Regions from separate parts of the Homo sapiens genome. Here all the other regions are linked to region 1. A link is a loop called in an ENCODE intact Hi-C map of the cell type or tissue named here. Cell type or tissue: heart left ventricle. All regions are shown on one strand.

What was found. Peaks named below come from ENCODE experiments on the same cell type or tissue, not always from the same donor. Only the 100,000 strongest peaks of a DNase experiment are listed, where the experiment ranks them.
Region 2: a loop joins it to region 1, with 6 times the contacts of the local background. A loop is called at or near these places in 55 of 110 quality-filtered maps.
Region 3: a loop joins it to region 1, with 2.1 times the contacts of the local background. A loop is called at or near these places in 2 of 110 quality-filtered maps.

What each region holds. Positions count from the first base shown.
Region 1 is chr7:107,197,034-107,205,033 of GRCh38, reverse strand. It overlaps HBP1 (HMG-box transcription factor 1), which reads right to left. Exons shown (of 11, transcript NM_012257.4): 10 at 4,733-4,874; 11 at 2,512-3,620. The coding sequence ends at 3,603. It overlaps COG5 (component of oligomeric golgi complex 5), which reads left to right. Exons shown (of 22, transcript NM_006348.5): 22 at 1,404-3,662. The coding sequence ends at 1,518. It overlaps LOC124901720 (a long non-coding RNA gene), which reads right to left and starts at 1,404. Exons shown (of 2, transcript XR_007060471.1): 1 at 543-1,404. In heart left ventricle, a CTCF peak has its summit at 3,005 (motif pointing left); a DNase peak (open chromatin) is centred at 3,013; H3K27ac peaks cover 514 bases.
Region 2 is chr7:107,721,883-107,729,882 of GRCh38, reverse strand. No RefSeq gene overlaps it. Among named protein-coding and RNA genes, the nearest start is that of CBLL1, 18 kb to the left of the region's middle. In heart left ventricle, CTCF peaks have their summits at 4,358 and 4,560 (motif pointing right); no DNase peak of the experiment used is centred here.
Region 3 is chr7:107,390,455-107,398,454 of GRCh38, reverse strand. All of the region lies in intron 7 of COG5 (component of oligomeric golgi complex 5), which reads left to right. Among named protein-coding and RNA genes, the nearest start is that of GPR22, 76 kb to the left of the region's middle. RefSeq lists an enhancer at 7,075-7,597. In heart left ventricle, no CTCF peak of the experiment used is centred here; no DNase peak of the experiment used is centred here.

The sequences.
Region 1 (8,000 bases):
GGGAGAGGAGGGACTGGATGTGGAAATGTGTGTAGCAAATTAATAGGATTTGGTAATTGTTTCGGTGTAGGAGGGGAAAAGAACTAAGAGACCTTAAGTTGATGGTGCCCTTTGTTGAAATAAGGGAAGGCGGGCAGAACGCTGCCCCAATTTTTTGACAAATGAGTTTGAGGCTACCTGGAAGCAAGTCAGATAAAACTGTCCAGAGGACAGGAAGAAGCAGAGATCAGGAGGGGGAGGTCGAGGGCTGGAACTTAAGAGATTTGAAATCCCTTTACGTATGACAGTGGCTTGTGGGATGAAGGGCACTACAAACTGATCAGTGATAGCCAGACTCTGGGGAAATGTTTTCCCCACAATTCAATGAAAAATCTTGAACAAACCCAATTAGATTAGTATTTTCAGTATTTGAGAGCAAAAGAAAACCACTTAAGTGCTATCGTATGTGAGCTGAGTAATGGTATTAACTTACATCTTTATACAAATGCTCCAATCTCAAACTGAAATTTTGAAGAAAATATGACAAAAATGTATTTGTGTACCTGGTACTTAAATAGACCAATAATTAAAAATTAATCTCGTAGCCATTCTTTTTAGCTCCACTTAAACAGACGATCTGGTTCAGGGACTGACGAACTTTTTCTGTAAAAGAAGGGCCAGATATATTTCAGACTTTGCAGGCCACATGGTCTCTGCCTCAACTATTCAACTCTGCCATTGTGTGAAAGCAGCCACAGACAATATATAAATGAACAAGCATCAGGCTAGATTCAGCCTGCAGGCAGTTTGCTAACCCCCAACCTAATCCATGAGATCATAATCATAAACAATGGAATGGTACATCCCCTTGATTAAATTCAGACTGCTTCCCGATCATGTATTTTGCCATTACAGCCCAAGAGCACTTATTCTAGTTGTTGGTTGTTCATAGTTCATCAAATAACAGGAATATAATGCATCTACTGGTGTTACCGAATGTGCCAAAGGGCCCCATCCCCTTGTACTCTTGAGCGTGCCTTTCAGAGGCGCAGGATGCCCCTCGTGAGCTCTGGGAGTAGGCACAAATGCCCATTCCGTTGCCGGTGTCTTCAGTAGGGAAGCAGGGAAAAGGGAAATTGAGAACATATTTACACAGCCAGAGGACTCCGAGTATATGACTAGACCACTAAGAACAATGCAGACTGAAAACATGGTTATAGTTTTTCACACTAAACGTAGTAACCGTAGTAACCATAGTAACACTACCAGTAACTGAGTGAAGGCTGTTGGTCACTTGGCTTGTGAAACCGAGCATTAACAGTTCCAGAAATGAGCTTACTAATAATTTTTATATATTGGTATCCCCTTAACTGTTTTATGTGATTTATCTAATATTTTGACATTGTTTTCATTTTGGTTTTCAGGGGAGCCCTGGAAGCTTATGTTCAATCAGTGAGAAGTAGAGAAGGCAAAGAATTTGCACCAGTTTATCCCATAATGGTTCAGCTGCTTCAAAAGGCTATGTCTGCTCTTCAGTAATGACATGAAATCTTTGTTCATCTCCACTTTGTGCTAACCCATTCATAGTTGGCAGTTAAACACATACTCCAAAAGACTGCTACTATCTACTATTTTAAGAATGTAATTGATTGTTCGGTATTTCCTATCGACGTTTATTTACCTCTTTAGCACTTATACTTTAGCATAAAAAATGTTGAGTTATCACCACCTTTCAATTCCATGGACCTGATTTTTCCAGAAAGATGTTTTCCTCTTTCAGATTTTTGTACAAGGCTAAAATGTCTTTCCCATCCATAACCAAGTCCTCCTATGGGTACATAAACCCAAAGTCCCCACTTCTTTTAAAGGGATATGATCAAGTTATAACATGTACCCTGCTTCCCCCAACCCTGCCTTCTTCACTAAATAAGCATGTAGCTCAGTGGTTTCCAAATTTGGCTGCACATTCATACCAATCACCAGGGGATTTTTTTAAAATCCTGATGCCCAACTTGCACTCCACATTAATTAACATGTCTAGGAGTGGGAGCCTGACAGACACCACTATTAAAAAAAAAAAAAATCCCCAAAATGATTCCAATAGACAACAAAGTTGAGGAACCACTGGCACATCCCAAGCTAAGATACAAGGTTAAATGGCCTTTTTAAGTATGTCATACTGGATCTTTAAATAAAGCAAGGCTTTTGTTACACTTTGTCATGTTATTAAAAGCAGACCTTTGGGCTGTTTAACCGTGTAACAAAAATGCCACGTGAAAAATAAAAATTTTTATTGTATAGCAATTCTCTATAAATAGTAGATAATCTAAGTCCTTATTTTCTGATGGCTCTTGTTCCACTATTAACATTGTTTTTAATTTTTAAAATCCTATCAGCAGCCTCCTAATTAGCAGTGTTAGGAATTTGCCTTATGTTTTCCATCTCATCTCCTGAACCTGTTATTCTGAGAACTCATAAATAAAATTCAGCCAAGATTAATCAATCAATCAATCAATCAGTAGACGTCAGAGATAAGCAACTTTTTTTTCCATTTATTTGAAATAATATACAAGAATATAGTGTGCAAAATTTAGGGGCAACATCATGAAGAAGTGTGATGAACTGAAATCAATTTTACAGCTGTGATTCCTAACCAGAAACACCACTTGGTAAGTAACATGAAAAGCCATGATTGTAGCTCAGAGCAAAAGCAGCTGTATTGCCAATGTATTTGCTCTAATTTTAGACAGTTGGAGGAAAATTAAAGTGCAAGTGTTGCACTGCAGTAAGTGCAAAGTCTGCCCCCACCATAAAGATTATGATGACAAAATATATTTAAGATACATGGCTGAGGAGATACAGAACACGAAGTTAAAAAATACAATGGTGTTGACTGTTTGTTAATAGCACCATTACAGTGACTATATCCCAATGCTATTAACTAACTTTACCTTGGCCTGGGCTAGGTCTCCATTGGAAATAATAACGGATGGCTGCTGCCACCTGGTGCATCAACTCAGCATGCCATGGTAACTGCAGCAGGTGGCTCTTAGGCTGGGACACCAACACCAGCCACCTGCCCCATGTTCTGGTAGCCTCTTGGCACTGACCAGACTAGGAGCGCCTATGTTTGGCACAGATGCTGAGCCATGTGGTGGTTACTAGAGGAAAGGCCGACTCCCAGCTTCTGCTTCATTTCATCATGTGTACAATACAGATTAATAAGCAGTAAGGAGCCAATGTATAAACAGCAGTTACATATTTTTTAAATTCCCCTTTCGTACAATTTAAAATAAAACATGTATACACTTCTCCTCTCTTTCTACTGTACTTTAGCACCACAGGATATCAATTTTCAAGCCTATTATTACCTGATAGACATATATGAAGTTTGGAAGAAAAATAAGGCAATTTGGTTTAAAATGTTGATAGTTTTAGCTTAATGCTCTAATGGAGAAAGCAAATCCTCACTCATATTATTAAATCATTTCAAGACTCAATGCTATCAGTATCTTATGGTCACACGAATTGAGGACAAATGGTGAGACCTTGATCTTCTTAAGTCTTTCCATCAAGAGTCAATGTATATGCAAATATAGACTTAAGAACATAAGCATCCTGGTTTAATGTTGTTGTGAGCCCTGTGGAAATAAAATTAAACTCAGTGAATGTTTACAAATCAATACATAGTAATCCTATATATGAAAGCTAAGATGTATAAGATGTTTATAAATTTACTATTAGAAAATACTGCTTTCTTAAAGGTGATTTTAAAAAGCTAGCTGATATCTGATGGCTCAAGCATCCAGAAAATGTATGCAATGATAAGACATTGACTAGGATGAACAGAAAAGGGATACAGGAAAAGTCCGAACACATGAAATTCTAAATTAACCAAGAACTGCCAAAATTCAGTTCAGCCACCCTCTCATCTGACTACTGACTGACCACTATTTTTAAAGAAATTGTGAAAAATTTAAACAGATATGACCTGCATTTTACTAAGAAACAGGCACATGTACACAATGAATTTAAAACATCTTTGGCCAGCCCTCCTACTATAAAAATATTGATATCTTCCCTTCATCTTTCAATGATACTTCAAATTGACCCCACTATATCACATGTAATTTTTTTGCAATTAATCTAAAAACGCTGAACCTAAAAGATGCTAGTTTAGTAATGGAAAAGTTATAAGAAACAAGTCTATCCAAGATAGCTTATCATATAGACTTGTTTGCCACCATTCCTGGGCCTATTTCTTCTCCTCCTTGAAATTTTTCAATCTAGAAATTCTGTGCCAATGGCACAAGTCCCCATGAATGACAGCTAACATACCCCAACACCTCCAGCCTTATTGGTCCCTCACCAATTAAGGAAAAAAAGCTGTTGAGACAATCCCAAAATTATTAGAGAAATTTTCTACTGTGATATTAATGGATTAATAATGCTTATCTTTCAACCCAACTAGAAACACTGCATTCCAAAATTATTTTTCCAACTCAATGTTTAGAACAAACATTCTTTTGAAGTTTGCCTGAGATTTCGACTTGCCATGCTATGAGAGTAAATGACCCTTGAGGAAAGGCAGTCTTTATATGATGATGTGATAACATTATTAGGTTTTGAAGTATAAAAATGCTAGAGACAGCATCAACACAACCTCTTAAAGGTTGTAACAACTGCTCCAACATGCCAGTACACCTGCACGGATAAGGCAAGATAATTTTAAACACTATTTATTGAAACATACTGAATTGGTTCTTTTCCTCTTCCAACAGTCAGGATTTAAACGTTTCTGTTCTTCAGCCAAAGCCTTTGCTTCTAATGTGTACATTCTTCTCTCTTCATTCTTCATTTTCTTCCACCTGTCACCAAGGATCACACTTATGGCTCTGTAAAATAAATATTTACACAATGCTGAAAGCACACATTTTTCATAAATCTCATGTCAAGTGCTGCTACTTCAGGAGAAAAATGTGAAGTTAAAAAAGATGAAAATCTTGTCTATCACAGAGATGGGAAAAGGTCAAGGCCATAATGCTCATTTCCAGTAAAATCCCGAATCAAATAATCCATTGTTCCGTATCAGCAGCATGAAGTATTCAACTTGTACTAAAAGCTAATCTATTTGTGCCCGTAACCTATCAAATAGTTTTGATAAAGGTCTTTTCTCATTCAATCATAGTGGAAGTGTAGAATTAACTATGCATATCTTACTATTTCTCTCTCAAGAGAAAACCAAATAAACCTTTAGACAGTATTTTTTATTACTTGAGAAAACTGGATAAACTCAAAATGCTAAGAAGTTAAACTGATAAGACTACATCATGACAAATATTAGAAGCTGTTTTCTCCTGTTTGTTACTCTGCTATGAAACCTACTAAAACAGTCTCACCTAGGCACACAGATGTAAACCACCTTCCTTCTATGAAGAGCTTTCAGCCATTCACTTCATGACACCCATATAAAACATAAGGTCCTGGAAATTTTGCACAAAGCACATCAAGTGATTTTTATACTGACTGATATGGAAGCCAAAGCAACAGGCATTTGTGCCTTCGAACAGTAAACCACAGAAGCTCTCCTACAAGTGTATTTGTCTTTTTATCCAATAACTTAATGCAGTTAAACATTGTGCTGCATTTTCCTTAATTATAAACCAATTTTTGGGCTGGACGTTGTGACTCATGCCTGTAATCCCAGCACTTTTGGAGGCCAAGGCGGGCAGATCACTTGAGGCCACGAGTTCAAGACCAGCCTGGCCGACATGGTGAAACCCCGTCACCCCATCTCTACTATTTGCCAGGTGTGATGGCACACGCCTGTAATCACAGCTACTGGGGAGGCTGAGGCACTAGAATCGCCTGAACCCGGGAGGCAGAGGTTGCAGTGAGCCGATATCCCGCCACTGCACTCCAGCCTGGGGAACAGAATGAGACTCTGTCTCAAAAATAAATAATAAAATGATAACCAATTTTTATATTCCATTTGCAGAACCCATTAAAAAAAAAACTTTTAGTCTTGGGTTACAGGTACCATATAATGGTTGACACATTTAAACAAATCAATAAATATTCACACCATCTCAGTCATCCACAGTAGGAAAGAACATGAGATGTTTTTGAAGGGGGTGGCACTTGCGAAACATTTATTATTTTAAGCTAAAAGATGACAGGTAATGAAATGTACACAATGCTGTAGACTATACTCTGTGTTCCCTAACAAATGTAAAATATACACATCTAAAGATTATTTCTGCAGTGAATGTTACATCCAGATGGACATTTATAGCAACTTAAAATGAGCTACATGTCTCTGACCTGTTCTAGTCTCCATTCCCTCAGAATTTGCCTCCAAATGAGAATTTATTCATTGAATTAAGGCAGCTTTATTAGAGACAGTGAAGAATCCAATTTCAAAATTATGATTTATCCCATTCAGTTTAGAGATAGGTGATATCTGATGGCCCTCAATGTTAGATGATTGATTACCAGTATATCACATGGGAGCAATGCTAAAATGCAAAGAAAATACCAGATTTGGCTGGGCACGGTGGCTCACATATGTAATCCCAGCACTTTGGGAGGCAGAGGTGGGCAGATCACCTGAGATCAGGAGTTCGAGACCAGCCTAGCCAACAAGGTGAAACCCCATCTCTACTAAAACTACAAAAAATTAGCCAGGTGTGGTGGTGCATGCCTATAGTTCAAGCTGCTCAGAGGCTGAGGCAGGAGAATCACTTCAACCTAGGAGGCAGCAGTTGCAATGAGCCGAGATCACACCACTGGCACTACAGCCTGCGTGACAGAGCAAGATTCCATCTCATAAAAAAAAAAAAGATTTTTGAGCAATAAAGGGTATAACCTGATTTAGAGATCCTATAAAAAGATCAGAAAACAAAACATCTAAAGATAAAATGAGATTTACACCCCTTATAATCAGGATAGTCCAGTTCCCCAGAATTGGAAATAAATACAGAATGCATCCCAGCTGACATTCTCAACTACTGGCGGGGAAGAGACTTACAGGGACGTGAATCCTGTTTCTAGATGTCAAAGGATATGTTTAATAATTAAATACCAGAAGTGTACAAAAAGAGAAATGCAGCATGTACCTGTCACTAAATCTAAGGCCAGTCATTTTCTCAGGAAAAACAAATTGAGCAAGGGGAAAGGTACAAATTACTCTTAAAATGTCTTTAAAGCCTAAAAGTCAGTCACAGAAGTAGACTTCCAAACTAACTTTTTTTAAAAAACACACTTAAACCCACTCTTTTTACTGAAGAAATGGATTACAACTTAAAGATTAATTGCCAAAAGTCACACAAATGACTGACAGATCCAAGAGTTAAAACATTTCAATAGTATTAAAAAGCCTCTTAGCGCTGGGCCCGTGGCTCATGCCTGTAATCCCAGCATTTTGGGAGGCCAAGGTGAGCGGATCACTTGAGCTCAGGAGTTTGAGACCAGCCTGGCCAACATAGTGAAACCCCATGTCTACTAAATATGCAAAAAATTAGCTGGGTGTAGTGGCGCATGCCCGTAATCCCAGCTACTCGGGTGGCTGAGGCAGGAGAATCGCTTGAACCCACAAGGCAGAAGTTGCAGTGAGCCAAGATCCTGCCACTACACTCCAGCCTGGATGACAGTGAGACTCCGCCTCAAACAAACAAAAAAAGACTCTTAGAATTCTTGACTCACTAATTACACACTTATGTGTCTAAAGGAACTAGGACAAAGCTATTCATTACTGTGGTAACACAGTAATGACTTTTCTCATGATATCAAGATAAAGCAAATGGTAGTTTTGATCCTCAGGGTACAAAGACTGGAAGAAGACAGCGTTATTAATATATGGAGAACTTGACTGGTTTGAGAGGGATTCAGCAGTAGAGGACTCGGAGATGAGTAAGGGTACAGGCAACAGAGTAGGAAGGACTTGAGTTGATTTTTATTTCCAGCTTCTACTGAGGACAGCTCTTAAGTTCACCGTTTTGACAACTCTGGCAGCTTGCTAC
Region 2 (8,000 bases), 520 kb before region 1:
AACAGTCCCACCTCCTAAGACCATCACATTGGGGGTGAGATTTCAACATATAAATTTTAGGGAGATAAAAGCATTCAGACCATAGCAAAAGTTATTCCTGAGTAGAATGATTTAGGGTGATTCTTAGAATTTTATTCTAGTCTTATTTGAGGGGTTTTTAGTTGGAGTTTTAATATTTTTCACCCACATATTTTGATGAGCTAAATCACTAATGAACTTAAGTTTAAAACTATGCTAAACTGAGGTAGAATTCTAGAATCATAAACATACAGTGTTTTCCAGTATTATCACCACGTAAGTCAATCCTGTATGTTTACTTGTGCAATTGATAAGCTTAGGTAAGAAGTTGATTCCACTTAGGTAAGAAGTTTAAATTAAATCTGAGGCAAATTAATTATGCATTGTATTTTTGTAACAGCTCTCCCCCCATTTCATTGGTAAGTATTTCAGTATGAATCTCTAAAATATAACATAGTGACAATGCCATTATCACACCTTTGTCTCTTCAAAAAGTCAAGGTCACGAGGGGAGAAAAGGGTAGGAGGACTTTTTTGAATTAATAAAAGTAAAGGCATTTAATCGTTATCATTATTTTAGAGTATACTACTACTTGTTTTTTAAAAATATTAACTGTAAGACAGCCTCAGGCGGGTCCTTCAGGAGGTATTCCAGAAAAAAGCATTGTTATCATAGAAGATGACAGCACTTTTTCAAATGCAATGAAATTGATTGGATCCAAATTCAGGGGAAAATAGCTATAAAAATTTGGAGAAATTTTAATATAGATGGGCCAGAAGATGATATAAGATAATTATTCTTGAGTATAATAATGGTATTTTGGTTAGGAGATGAATGCTGACTCGGTAGGAGGTAGCATATCATGATGTGCAAGTTACTTTCAAAATATATATAGGTAGATAGGCATATACATAAGGCAAGGATGGCAAAATGTTAACAACTGGTGAATCTTGGTGGGGGGCGTGTAGTATTGTATCCTTTCAACATCTGTGGTGTTGAAAATACTGTATAATTAAAAGTTGGGGAAAAAAACTCTAGACAGATTCATTTGTAACAAAAATAAATGGAAACAAAACAAATTAAAATAAAGGATATCCGGTGCTATAAATTGAATATTTGTATCCTCCCAACTCCACCTGTTAAAGCCCTAACCCCCAGTGTTTATGGTGTTTGGGGATGGAGCTTTGGATGATAATTAGGATTAGATGGTCATGAGGGTGGGGCTTCATGGTGGGTTCAGTGCCTTTATAAGAAGAGACACTGAAGAGCTTTCCTCTCTCTGTTTCTCTCCACACACATGTGCTTAGGAAAGGCTATGTGAACACACAGTGAGAAGGTAGCTGTCTGCAAGCCAGCAAGAGAAGTCTCACCAGAACCCAGCCATGCTGGCACCCTCATCTCAGACTTCCAGCCTTCAGAACTGTGAGAAAGTAAGTTTCTTTTGTTTACATCACCCAGTCTATGGTATTTTGTTATGGCAGCCCAAGCTGATTCATACAGATTTTGGTACCAAGAAACAGGGTGCTGTGTAACAAATACCTAAATATGTGGAAGCAGCTTGAAACTGCATAATGAGAGACTGGGAGAGCTTTGAGATGCATACTAGAAATATGACCATTAAGGGCAATTCTGGGGAGGTCTCAGACAGAAATGAAGAACAAGTCATTGGAAGAATATATTAATTGGAGGAAAGGTGATCTTTGATATAAAGTAGCAAAGAATTTAGCTGGACTGTGTTCTAGTATTTTGTGGAAGGTAGAACTTGTGAGGCTGAATTGGATATTTTACTAAGCAAAGTGTCCGAGGAGTAGCTTGGTTCCTCCTGAGTGCTTATAGCAAAATGTGAAATGAAAGAGATGAATTGAAGAAGGAATTAAGCAAAAGGGAACCAGAGCTTGAAGATTTGAGAAAATTATCAGCCTATCCATATTGCAAAAAATGAGAAAGCTTGTCCTGAAAAGAATACTAAGGGTGTGGATGAACATCCATTTGATAAAAAGATCATGAGTGCAGTTCGTGAACACAATCAGCCATTTCAACAGAAAGCAGGCATAGAGATGGGATTATACCAGCAGAGACACCATCTGTTTGAACTAAAGGGGACAAAGAAAGAGAGGGCCCGGTGCAGTGGCTCACACCTGTATCCTAGCACTTTGAGAGGCTGAGGCAGGTGGATCACTTGAGCTCAGGAGTTTGAGACCAGTGTGGGCAACATGGTGAAACCCTGTCTCTACAAAAAATACCAAAAAAAAATTGCCAGGCATGGTGGCATGCACCTGTAGTCCCAGCTACTTGGGGGAGCTGAGGCAGGAGGATTGCTTGTGCCTAGGAAGTTGAGGCTGCAGTGAGCCATGATCATGCCACTTCACTGCAGCCTGGGCAACGGAGCCAGATCTTGTCAAGGAAAGGGGAGGGGAGGGGAGGGGAAGGCAGTGGGAGGTATGACTGACTTCTTGGATTTTACAGGACAGGACCATAGAGCTATTCAGCTGTGAAAGTGAGCTACTCTTCAGGAAAAGGACAAAAGGACCCCAAAGGCAATTGAGAGATCATCAGGACTGCCACTCCTACCACAGGCTAAGAGTGCATGGGCCCAGGGGGATGGCGTAGGGCAAGACTGCCTCCACCTTGGTTTCAAAGGTCTCTGCCCAGCAAAGCTTCATGTTTGTGGCCACACATTAGCAGTGGGGGTAATGCTACTACCTCAATGAGTCTGGAAGACCGAGATTTGAGCCAAAGAGGAATTTCCTCCAGGCTTAAGATATAACAGAATTTGCCTTGCTAAGTTTTGGACTTGCTTGGGACCCATCACTCCTTCCTTCTCTCCTATTTCTTTATTTTTGAACGGGGATGTGTATTCTATGCCTGTCTCACCATTTTATTTTGGAAGCACGTAACTTGTCTGGTTTCACAAGTTCATAGCTGGAGAGGAATTTTGCCTCAGGATGAATCTTATCTGTACCTGGTTTAGATATTTAAATGAGACTTTTTACTTTAGATTTCAGAATTGATCCTGCAATAAGACTTTTGGGGATTGTTGGGATGAAATGAATGTATTTTGCATGCAGTAAAGACATGAATTTTGGGGGACCAGGGGGCAGAATATTATGGAGTGTATCCTCCCCCAATTTCATGTGGATGCTGTAACCCTCAGTGATGGTATTTGGGTATGGGGCCTTTGGGAGGTAATTAGCATTAGATGAGGTCATGAAGATTGGGCCCTCATGATGGGATTAGTTTCCTTATAGGAAGAAACACCAGAGAGCTTGCATGTGCCTGCCCCGAGGAAAGGTCTTGTGAGCCACACTGCAAGAAGGCTGCTGTCTGCAAGCCAAGGAGGGAGGTCTCACCAAAACCCAGTCATGCCAGCACCCTGATCTGACTTCCAGCCTCCAGAACTATGAGAAAATAAATTTCTGCTATTTCCACCACCCAGTCTATGGCATTTTGTTATGGCAGCCCAAGCTGACTAATATACCTGGGAATGACCTAATTTCCCTGAGTTGCACAGAAGATCCTTTACAGTACCATGAAAATAAAATATACTAGAAAGAGAAAAGATTGGTACTTAATTGCAGTGAATCTCTCACTGAGAGGCTAGAGAATAATATACTCTTTCTTTGTTAGGAATAAACACTCCAGATTGTTGGAACAGAGTGTGAGCTCTCTATCTAATTTGCTATATGGGGAGGAGAGTGTCAGTCTTCACCTAACTTTAGCTATTCTATTTATTGTTACTGTTTGCTTATCTCCTGCAATAAGAGGCAATACAAATGATAGCCTAGTTCTCCTTAACCTAAAGGAATTCAGAATGAATCTTGTCTGCCCAGTGTCCAATTCAGGACATTTATTTGGCCCTTTATTAATGCCCCAGGGAACAATCTACCTGCTTCCTTGGACCCTGTTAACATTTAAATCTTTTTCAGCTATCTCTAGGGTGTTAAACCACACCATCAACATTCACTTATCAAAAGAAATTGTACTGATTTCTTTAATTGTAGAATTGACTCAGTGTTTTAGAATAGTAGTTAAAGGATTTGGGCTCTGGAATTTAACTCAGCAGTTTACTTCCCGAGTGGCCTTCCTTAGGCAATTCACTTAACCTTTCTTTTTCTCAATTTCCATTATCTGTAAAATGAGGATACCTGTTCCCACCTGTAGTGTTTTTGTGGAAATTACATTAGCCAGTGAGGCCAGGTGTGGTGGCTCACACCTGTAATCCCAATGCTTTGGGATGCTGTGGTGGGACAATTGCTGGAGCCCAGGAGTTTGACGCTGCAGTGAACTGTGATTGTGCCACTGCACTCTTGCCTGGGCAACAGAGCAAGATCCTGACCCTAAAAATAATAATAAGTAAGTAAATAAAAAATAAATTAGCCAAAGAATTTAAATAACTAGCATCACAACTTTCACAATGCCTAACAAATAATAAGCACTTAATGACTGTGAGTCATCTTCGTCTTTGTCTTCATCATCCTCAAATTTGACAGGTAGATAAAAATCCTAGACAGAAACCGTTTTAGGAGATGGTGTCCACTAGGTGGCACCAGTCACAGGTAAATAAAGTCTCCCACATACGTTTCACCAAAAGTTTGGAAGTCATGAAGAGATGTAAAATATTTTGCATTATTGCAATGGCAATAATGCAATATATAGAGAGAGATATATAAATATATTGTGGCCCCAAAACTAGATATTTCCTCCCAAATAATTACCTAATGGATGTCTTACAAGCAAACATGTTCTGATTTGTGATTCCCAGGCCCCAGGAGATTCTGATGCAGGGATCAGCAGACGAACTTTGAGAAACTCTCGTTTTCTGTAGCTGGGTATGATGGTACGATACTAAACCTCACCATCTCAGGAGTGTAATTAGGGTCAGGTTTGGCTAACAACTGGAGCTTTTGTTTTGCAGAAATATATTCCTCCTACTTATGTTGTAGCAGGGTGTGATTTGGAGAAGAACCCTGTTGAAGGTCAGAGATTTTGTACCTAACATTCTGTGGAAGGAAACTCTTTGTGGGCAGTAGGGAGGGGAGTAGACAGCTGACACAGGGACAAGAACTTGGTTGGAAGAGCAAGAGTTCAAATAAGGTTTTTAGGCAGTTTTTCTACATGACAAGTAAATATCCACAATCCTTTTGTAATTGGATGTTTTTCTGATATCTGAGAAACTCTTAGTAAAGCAAGAACAAAATGGGCTAGACATTTGAGTTATAATACTTTTCAACTTTTCTGTCTTGACTCCTTTCTGTTATCCCTAAGCCTTCAAGCAAAATCTTATTAAACATATCCTAGTTATGTTTAAGGGAGGTAAGGCTGTGTCCATCTTTGAGATGTATTATTATACCAGTTGAAACTGAGTTATAGAATTAAGGTGACAAACTTTTAAACATGTGAATGCACTCATTAATAAAGAAATTGAATAAAAGCCTGGAATTCCTACATAGGATGGACTGTTTTGTCATTTGGGTATCAAAGGGCAAGGTGATCCCAGAAGACTGGCCATGGTAATACTCTAAATCGGCTGAAGACCTAGGGGCTGGAGATGGATCCCAGACGGGGAGAAGTTGACAGAAAAAAAGCATAAAAGGGTAAAAGTGAAGAGGAGATGTAAGCAAATTGGAACATAATTAAATTGGGTAGAAGTTGAAAAGAGCATTTTGGGAAGTCGATCTGTCCTGGCCTTTCTGTCTTAGAAAGAAATAAAAGAGAGGCCTGTGGCAGAACCATTCCTTCAACTTCCTGACCCCCAACTCCCATCCCATCCTAAATTCCTTTCATCCCAGAGAAAGGGGAGTATTCATCCTATACAAGTTAGATCCCCTCTTGTCTTTTGTCCACACACCATCAGTTATCTATTCCCTCTTGTACATTTTCAATTCTTCTTTCATTACTAGTTCTACTCTTTAAGTATGTATGTGTGTGGGAGGATCCCTTGAGCACCAGGAGTTTGAGACCAGCCTGGGCAATATAGCAAGAACCTCTCTCTATAAAACAAATAATACAAAAATTAGCCCGGCATAGTGTGGCAAGTCTGTGGTCCCAGCTATTCAGGAAGCTGAGTGGTAGGTTCACTTGAGCCCGAGATGTCAAGGCTGCAGTGAGCTGTAATTGTGCTACTGAGCTCCAGCCTGGGCAACAGAGGGAGATCCTTTCTCAAAAAAGAACATAGTATCAGTGGTCACCAATATTTTTAGCTCTCCTTCCCTTCTTAGACATTTGGAAGTATTATATTTGCCCGCTTTTTTTACTTTGGCCACCGAAATGTGAGTGAAAGTTACATGTTGCTTCTGGGTGGAAATATTTGAAGCAGGTTCACAATTCTTGCTTTTATTGTTTTGTTTTGTTCTTCCTTGCCTTCAAGAAAGGTGATCCTGTGTTGAGATAATAGATGTCTAAGATCAAAGCTGCCTAGAATGCTAAGTCATCACATGGAAAAAAAAATTGCCTTGACCCACAGCAAACATTCAGCAAGAAAAAACCACCCCAGACTTTTCTTGTATAAGTCACTAAAGTTTTTGCTCTTTTTAGTTCTGAGGTATGAATGTGTTAGGTTACTGTAGTATAATTAAACCTATCCTGACTAATATAAATGCTATGCAAACACATATTTTAAATACATCTATTTTAGCCCCCACTTCCAACTAGCTGGCCACCCATAAGCCTCCCTAAACAGAAATTATGGAGCTGCCAATGCTTGTGAACTGACCCTCTTCAAGTCTCCCATATTTCAGTAATTATCAGCACCATCCACTTAGTTACTCAATCCAGAATTCAAAAACAGAGATTATCTCAATTCTTCCCTCTTCCTCCCCTCACAGTCTGATCACTAAGTTTTCCTAAGTCTGTCTCAAATAGATCCTGAACATCTGCAATGGCCTTCTTCCTGTTCCTACTTCCGGTCTTGGAATATTTTATATATATATATATATATATATATATATATATATATATATATATATATATAAAAAATACAATACCTTCTTGTGGTACAAAATCAGAAGTTAATAAAGGGTCTACAGTAAAAATTCGGCCTCGAACCCCTGCCCCCAGGTACCCAGTTCCTTCCTGTAGGCAACCAAAATGACCAGTTCCTTTTGTATCCTTTGAGATATGCTCTGCACATAGAAACAAACAGTCTACACTTCTCTCAGAATAATCTTTTTTTTTTTTTTTGAGATGGAGTCTCGCTCTGGAGTGCAGTGGCACAATCTCAGCTCACTGCAACCTCTGCCTCCCGGGTTCAAGCGATTCTCCTGCCTCAGCCTCCCAAGTAGCTGGGTTTACAGGCGTGTGCCACCAGGCCCTGCTAATTTTTGCATTTTTAGTAGAAACAGCGTCTCACTATGTTGGCCAGGCTGTCTCGAACTCCTGGCCTCAGGTGATTCGCCTGCCTCAGCCTTCCAAAGTGCTGGGACTACAGGTGTGAACCACTGCACCTGGCCAGAATAATCTTTTAAAAATACAAATCTTACCATATTTTCTGAGTCTGAAGCCTTTCAGTGCTTTCCCATTACAAACTTTTGATTGTTTAGCATCCTGCTTTGATGACCTCCTTGCCTTTTCTCTCTCTTACCACCCTCCAGTCCTGCTGATCTTTCACTTGTGAGACAACCCCCCTCCCCACTGAGTTCTTTCCTGACTCAGAGTGTTTACCTATACTGTTCCCTCTGCCTGAAAACTTTTTCCCCAGATCTGTACATGCCAATTCCTTCCTTAAATGTTACCTCTTTAGAGAGTGTGCTATTCTTATCATTCTCTATTATTGCCCTCCATTTGTCGCCTTCAGTCTCTACCTCCTTATAATGGCTATGGCTATGTAAGTAGTCATTATATATTTATTGGTATGTTTACTTCTTTACTGATCATCTCCCACGTTAGACTATAAGTTCCGTGAGAATAGCAACTGTCTTTTTTTTTTTTAACCATTCCCTGGATACCCAGCCCCTAGTTCTGTGTCTATTACAAAGTAGGTGCAC
Region 3 (8,000 bases), 190 kb before region 1:
TGAGAATCGAACGCTGCTGCTGATCTGACAGGAGGCAGAGCTCAGGTTATAATGCTCACTGCCCTGCCGCTCACCTCCTGCTGTGTGGCCCAGTTCCTAACAGCCACCGACTCTTACTGGTCAGCAGCCCAGGGGCGTTGGGAACTCCTGATTGTATGTATAAATAGTCCATTGTTTTTCATTGATGAATAATATTCAGTTCTATGGATATATACATTTTGCTTGTGTCTTGATAAGTTGGTAGACTGCTTTTGTTTATTATGAATAATGCTGTCTTTTCCTCCCTTGATATTGTCTTTTTGAAAAGCAAAATTTTTTGTTTTGATAAAGTCTAGTTTATCCATGTTTTCTTTTGTATATTATGAAAGAAATTTTTGCCTACCTAAGGTTACAAAGTTTTTGTCTCATGTTTTCTTTTAGAGGTTTTAGAATTTTACATTTTAATTTTTATGTACAGTGCAAAATTATTTTTTTTCCATAGAGAAAGTCAGTTTTTTGAGCACCTTTTGTTGAAAAAGACCTTTTTTTTTCTTTCATTTAATCCTTCATTGTAATTTGTGGATACCTTTGCGTTTTGAGGTTATTTAATTTCCTGTCAGTCTTTCCCATAATGGTTTTAATATCAACGATTTCTGCCTAAATCTTTTTCTTAAATTACTTAGGGATTATGAAAGTGTGATTTTCTATTTTTGTTATTCCTTGTGTTTACTAGCTGCGATTATTTTGTAAAGAACTTTAACTCATCAACTGTGCATATTTGGTTACCCTGAACTGCAGTTTCTTTTGAAAATGATATATAAATACTTAGAAATTTCACTGTCATTACCACTTTATAGAGTAATGAGTTGATACAGTAGTCACCACCAAAGGTAGCAGATGAGATGTGATTTTATTCTTTTGTTTTTCATCTGTTAAAAATTATTGTTATGGGCCCATGTATTTTTTTATATATTGTCTTTCAATCAATGATGGTGCTGGATGAGGCTGTATGAACTGTTAACAGCAAGCTAGATTAATAGTGGCTTACACCAACAGATTTGACTGGGTGTAGGTGGTGCTAACATTGTTTCAACTATTCAACAAGGATTCAGGCCTTTCTTTTTTCCATTCCATCATCCTTAGTGTGCTTTTGCTTGTCCCATCATGGTCACAAGATAGCTGTCATGCCGGTAGCCATTATGTCTGTGTTCAAGGTACAGAGGTGGGGCAGAGCCAGTTGTGAGTCAAAAGGTGTTGTTATAATATCCTTCCCCAAATTGCCTAAGCCAACATGTCCTTATGTCTCACTGGCCAGATTTGAGTCACATGCCCAGCCTAGCTATCAAGAAGACTGTGAAAACAAGTGTCTGGCAAAGAGGAACAGAATTGTCAACATCGGCTCAGGCTACTTATCAGCCATTGCCTGAGAAAATTAGGTTTTTATCAAGAAAAAAGAAGAAAGTAGTTTTGGGCAATAGCTAATACATAATGCTTGCCATAAATATCTTTGGTAAAGCACAGAATGACTTTACATTTTATTATATTTAAAAATAAGCTATGTTTTTATGGCTTGCCACATTAATTTGTCATTATTCCATTTTCCTATAAAATTCATTTTATTGTTGAATAAACATTTTCAATAGTTTCCTTTTAATATTAATTACTATTATCTAATATGACTTGGAATATGTTATTCTGTGTATTGACATTATTTAAAAACTTTAATGCCAAACTATGACTTGTTAGAATGTCTTCTTCAGATATTTTGTTAAAAATTGAGAAATTAAAATAGCTCTTCTTCTCCATATTGATCATTTTTATACTCTCTTCCTCATTTTTTTAGGCACTCGGTGTATCACTTTCTGTAGAACTTTCCTCTTCTAATCCATGTTCATCTTCATTCTACCTCTTGTCATTTTTCTCTCATTTCCCACCCCCCACTCCTCACCCCCCTGGCCTTTCTATATAATCTTTTTCTTTTTCTGCCTCTCTTCAAAATAAAGGCTAGAATAAAGTTGATTTCTGGTGTATGAGATCATATTGTACTATTAAATTTCCTTTTTAGTATCTTAATTTTATTTGTATTATGTACTGTTGACTGTTGATTGTTAACAGGTACTGAAATAATTATATTAGGTTAGCTGAGAAGTACACATCAAGCATTAATGGGTTGCATGTTACTGAATCAGCAAAGCTACTGCTAAGCTCTGAATCACAACTAAGGTAGCTAATATAATTCTTGCTTTTAAATTATGGTATTTAATGTGATTCTCTTTTCCTTTAATTCTTGTAATCTCCCATGGAGCTCCATTAAGTTTTCAGTCTTCTAGACATGTGTTATCTCCAGAAAAAGTGTTACGTGTGTGTAACATAATGGAGCATATGCACACAGATATTATAAGCTGCCTTAAATATTTTGTCCTGTTATATAGTTGTCACATGTATGGTGTTATGGATTTATTAAGTGTTCTTCATAAATATTAGGATTTTATAATTTCTCAATGATTGTACATGATTAAGGTACTGTTCTTTTTATTGTCTTAAGTTTACCTGAAAATCGGCCTAATTTTATTAAATACATATTCTACCCAGGGGGAGTGGTTTAAAGAATTATCTGCTTTGTCTGGGCGCAGTGGCTCACGCCTGTAATCCTAGCACTTTGGGAGGCCAAGGTGGGTGGATCACCTGAGGTTGGGAGTTCAAGACCAGCCTGATCAACATAGAAAAACCCTATCTCTACTAAAAATACAAAGATTAGCCAGGCGTGGTGGCACATGCCTGTAATCCCAGCTACTTGGGAGGCTGAGGCAGGAGAATTGCTTGAACCTAGGAGGCGGAGGTTGCAGTAAGCCGAGGTCTTGCCACTGTACTCCAGCCTGGGCAACAAGAGTAAAATTCCTTCTCAAAAAAAAAAAAAAAAAAAAAAAAAAAAAAGATCTGCTTCATGGTAAAGACGATTTGATTTGTACCCTTTACACACTATTTAAAAAAGCTGTATCGCTTTTTAGTAGTTAGGATTGTCTATACAGTGAAAGATAGCTACTTTGAATTTTTGCTTGAGTTGACTTTGCATCTTTCTGACTATAACCTCTGTCTTTGGGAAAACACAGTGAGTTGGGAATGTGTTGATCATTTCTTTCTTTCTTTCTACTTCCCACCACCCTTTACTTCTCCCTCCCTATCTTCATTCTCCCTCTCTTTCTCCCCACTTTTCTTTCCACCCCACCCTTTCCCCGTCTTTTTAATGTGATTCTGGGGTTTCTTATTTTTCATTTTGAGTGTGAAATGGTGCACTTATTAAACTTTGAAGAAATATTTTAGTTTTGAAACATCCATGCTAATAAATTATTTTGGAAGTAAAATTTTTAAATCTCTGTGTGGTTTTCCAGTTAAAATCAGTTGGACTCAACTAAGTCTTTATCATAAGTCAGAGTTTTGTGAACTGAGTCACTTTGCAGAATTTCATGACTATAACAGCAGAGCAACATGAGCTAAATTTGTATTCTGTATTTGTCCTTTTCCTTCCCTCAATTTGTTGCCCTTCTTTTATAGACGAAACACTTAAAAAAGAATTTAACTTCTAAAGAATATTTTATTAGAGGAAAAAGTAAAATGTGATTGTTAGTCCTCATGATACAAGGATTTCCTTTCAGAGTTTCAATGTTAATGGTATTATCCACTGTGGGCCCCTGGACTTGCATATTTATGTCATTTTTTGCATTTTATTTCTCATCAAATTCTGTCACTTTTTATTTCTAATTTCAATTATATAAAGTTTTAAAAATCCTGTCACACTTGATTTAATGCTGTATTTATGCTCACAAAGGTTATCTCATATTAGCCTATGGCTTTGTAAACTAAAATATTGCTTGCTATTTCATGAAACAATCTTTATAGCAGTCTTGCTACATCTCTGTTCCATTAGCTATGCCAGCAGTTGCTTTGGTTACAGTGTTCCTGTTTTGGCAAGCTTGGGTATCTTAAACAATTATGCTTCTTTTCTATTTTTGTGGAATTTTATTTTCCTCCCATGTAATGCTACAGAGAGGTTGAGAAAGAAAGAAAAAAATCACATCATAATTATTTCTAAAGCAGGGGAAATATTTTGGTTTTGTAAAGAAAACGATTGTGCCATATTCTGAAATGCTTTTGAGGATGAGGAAGTCTTTTTTTTTTTTTTAAGTATCTTTTTCACTTAAAAAATATCTTTTCTGGCCAGGCATGGTGGCTCACGCCTGTAATCACAGCATTTTGGGAGGCCGAGGCAGGCGGATCACAAGGTCAGGAGATCGACACCATGCTGGCTAACACAGTGAAACCCTGTCTCTACTAAAAATACAAAAAAAATTAGCTGGGCGTGGTGGCGGGTGCCTGTAGTCCCAGCTACGTGGGAGGCTGAGGCAGGAGAATGGCGTGAACCTGGGAGGTGGAGCTTGCAGTGAGCTGAGATTGTGCCACTGCACTCCAGCCTGGGCAACAGAGCAAGACTCCATCTCAAAAAAAAAAATAATAATAAATATCTTTTCTACCCTGTTACATGGTCTTTTATCAAATTTTATATTATAATCTATGAGGTTAGGAAATTTCATAGAAGATTGATTTGTTGAAACTTACAGTGACAATTCATAGAAAAGTTATTCTTAGAATATTGATTATCCAAAGAGAAGACATTGGCTAGAAGATAGCGCAACTTTTGCAGTATAATTTATCTTTTTCTAGCGTAGTATTTTAAAAATGGTTTTGGTCTGTTTGAGATCTTTTACAATTGCCAGAGAACATATCTCAGCTGCAAAATGGGTACATCTGGAGATCGTGTAAAGTCATGGGTTGACAGGATGACCTGTTGGAGGGAGTACAGAATGGGAGTGAAAGACCCAAGACCTGAGCCTGGCCTGCCACCAAGCAGCTGTGGGCCCACCCCCTTGGTAGCTTAGTTTCCTTAACTATAAAGTTAGCATTATGCTACTTATCATGCCTATCTTGTGATGACAAAATAAAATCAGTAGGTCTAAAGGCCTTTTTAATAGCTGGAAGCAATATTTACTCATAAGGTGTTATTGATCACGGGGAGAAAGTGTCTTCTTGGAGTATACTGTTTTCTACAGATCGTGATGGGGTATTGCAGTGAATGCAGACCACCTAGGGGCACAGAGTACCAAGAATGGGAGTGGTTTTGTAAAGAGGGAGTTTGGTAGGGGATGTAAGGAAACAGTAGAATTCCTAGAGCTGATCCTGGAACATTGAAAAAATAGGTAGACAAAGCAGGCAGTTCCAAGATGAGCAGTGAATTGAAGTACTCACTTTGTATTTGTCAATATTTCTTATGCAGTGAGAAAGAGGACTTCATTAGGGACAATTTATGATTTTATTGACCTAAACTGTAATAAAATTGTAATTTGTAGCAGAGTATGGGGAGTCTGGTATGCGAGGCAAGAAGTTGATTAACTGTTCTCTGCTTGCTTAAAACCATCAAGCTCCCCAGAGAACACAGTGACCTGGAATACTAAGAAATAAGAATTTTTTCCATGGACAGTTTTTATGGAGACTTTAAAGTTGAGGAATACATGTGGTATGCAGGCGCCTTTTAGAAGGTTTGAGCTAACGTGTGTATTTGTACAGAAAAATAACATAAGTAATGGTTTCCAAACAGTGACCTGCAGATTGGTGGCAATCATGCCAAGGTTTCATCAGTCCCCTCTACAATTAAAAAAAGGACATGGTAGTGACTTTTTCATAAAGCAGTGTTAATGCTACTGAAAAACAGCTCTAATTCTGATTTTTATCCTTTTTTTTTTTTTTGGTATTTCAATATTCTTTCCCTCATGAATTAGTGATAGTAGATAGTAAGTTGTTTTTTAATATTCTTAGTGAAACAGAAAACTCATTGGTCATTCTACTTCCTTTTAAGCTTTATTTTACCAATTTTTCTAAAAAATAGGCCTTTCTTTAATTGGTATTAATGGTTACTTGCAAATAAGCATTGTTATTTGGAAAAAACATCAACTTTAAAATCAGACTTGAAGCCCTACTCTGCCGTCTATTCCTTGTCTCTTAACTTCTCTATACTTCAGTTTCCCTGTCTTTAGGAAATGATAGCAACTATGTTGAACATTTTTTTGGGGAAAAGTAGACATCATATATGTAAAACACCTAACATAATGCCTGGTTCATAATAGGAGCTCACTAGATGATTGCAGCAGAGAAACTATTGTTATAAGACCATAATTTTCATCATTAGTAAATTGGGTTTTCTGTCCTTGGAATAAGGATCATACCCTTTTATACTCTGTGCAAGGAACACCTGGGCATTAGAGAACCAGGTAAACCTCTGGAGGAAAGTGATCAACGTGGTATTGCTGAGGAAAATAATGGTTTTTTAGGGGCGGGGACTGAGTCTCGCTGTGCTGCCCAGGCTGGAGTGCAGTGGCGCAATCTCAGCTCACTGCAACCTCCACCTCCCAGGTTCAAGCATTTCTCCTGCCTCAGCCTCCCAAGTAGCTGGGACTACAGGTGGCCGCCACCATGCCCAGCTAATTTTTGTATTTTTTGGTAGAGACGGGGTTTCACCATGTTGGCCAGGGTGGTCTCGAACTCCTGACCTTGTGATCTGCCCTCCTTGGCCTCCCAAAGTGCTACGATTACAGGCTTGAGCCACACGCACCTGACCAATAAGGTTTATTAATTTGACTTTCAGGGATGATGTAAATAGTGGTTCTCAAACTTTGGTGTGTATATGTCACTTGGGATGCTGCCTTGAAAAAATGCAGATTCCTCCCACATGCAAAGGAATGAAATTATTCCCTTACCTTGCACCATATACAAATATTAACTCAAAATGGATTAAAGACCTAAAGGTAAGACTTGAAACTATACAACTTTTAGAAGAAAACATAGGGGGAAGTGTCATGACATTGGATTTGGCAGTGATTTCTTAGATATGACACCAAAAGCACAGGTAACAAAAGCAAAAATAGACAAATGGGACTACATCAAACTTGTAAACGTTTGCACAGCAAAGGAAATATTCAATAGAGTGAAAAGGCAACCAATAGAACAGGCTGAAATATTTGCAAACCATTTATCTGATAAGAGGTTAATATCTAAAATACACAAAGGATGCTTAGAACTCTGCAGGGGTCCCTCCCGCAGACCCTGACCCAACGACAGATAAATAATGTACACTGACACAGATATTATGCTTTTCAGTCTGCTGAGGGTCCAGGCAGCTTACAGACTCCCAGGAGAGTGCCATAAACAGTTGCAACTGGGGCTGTACTCGCTGGCCTTCCGGGCATTTATTCAGCACACGTTAAATGACAAAAGTTTCAAGTAAACATCACGGGAAGGTAATCACCGTTGCCGACCCTCCCCCCTCCTCCCACCAAGTAGAGAGCAATCATGCATCCGTGGATGGTCAAAGGTTAGTCTTAGGACCACATGAGTAAACAAGCTTTTTAGATAGACCCCTTTACATTCCTATGTTAATTACCTTGCTATAGCTCAAAGAGGATTAGGGTGCCTTCAGCCATAACTTTATCCTGAGGCTTTTGCAAAAACCTTCTGGCCTTCCAAGAAGGTTTATTTGACAATTTTTCCCACCATCCTGACTGAAACCCTACATCTCCCCCTTTTCTGTATCAAGCCTTATTGATTGGAGAGCGCAGATATATGCAGGAACAGATTTGTCAGGTGTGGCGATCGTTGCTCTTATTCTGGCTTTGCATCCTAGATAAGACAATCATGAGTATAATTAGTAACATTCTTTTCCAGTCAAAGAGTGACCCCCAGGAGCGGGGGTCTAACCAGGAGATGATCTTGCATACCCTTCCATATGGCTGTTTGTTGGCTATGTAGATCTATAGTGTGAACAGATTCTAAAATTTTAGTTTTAAGTTGCTTTACATCTGCTGTTAAATTGTCATGAAAGGTTCCCCAGAGGTGTTGTTTCACCTCATCCCAACTGTGGATTGATTGATTCCATGGTAGAGAAGTGACACAGATTATGTTTATGCTACTAGTTT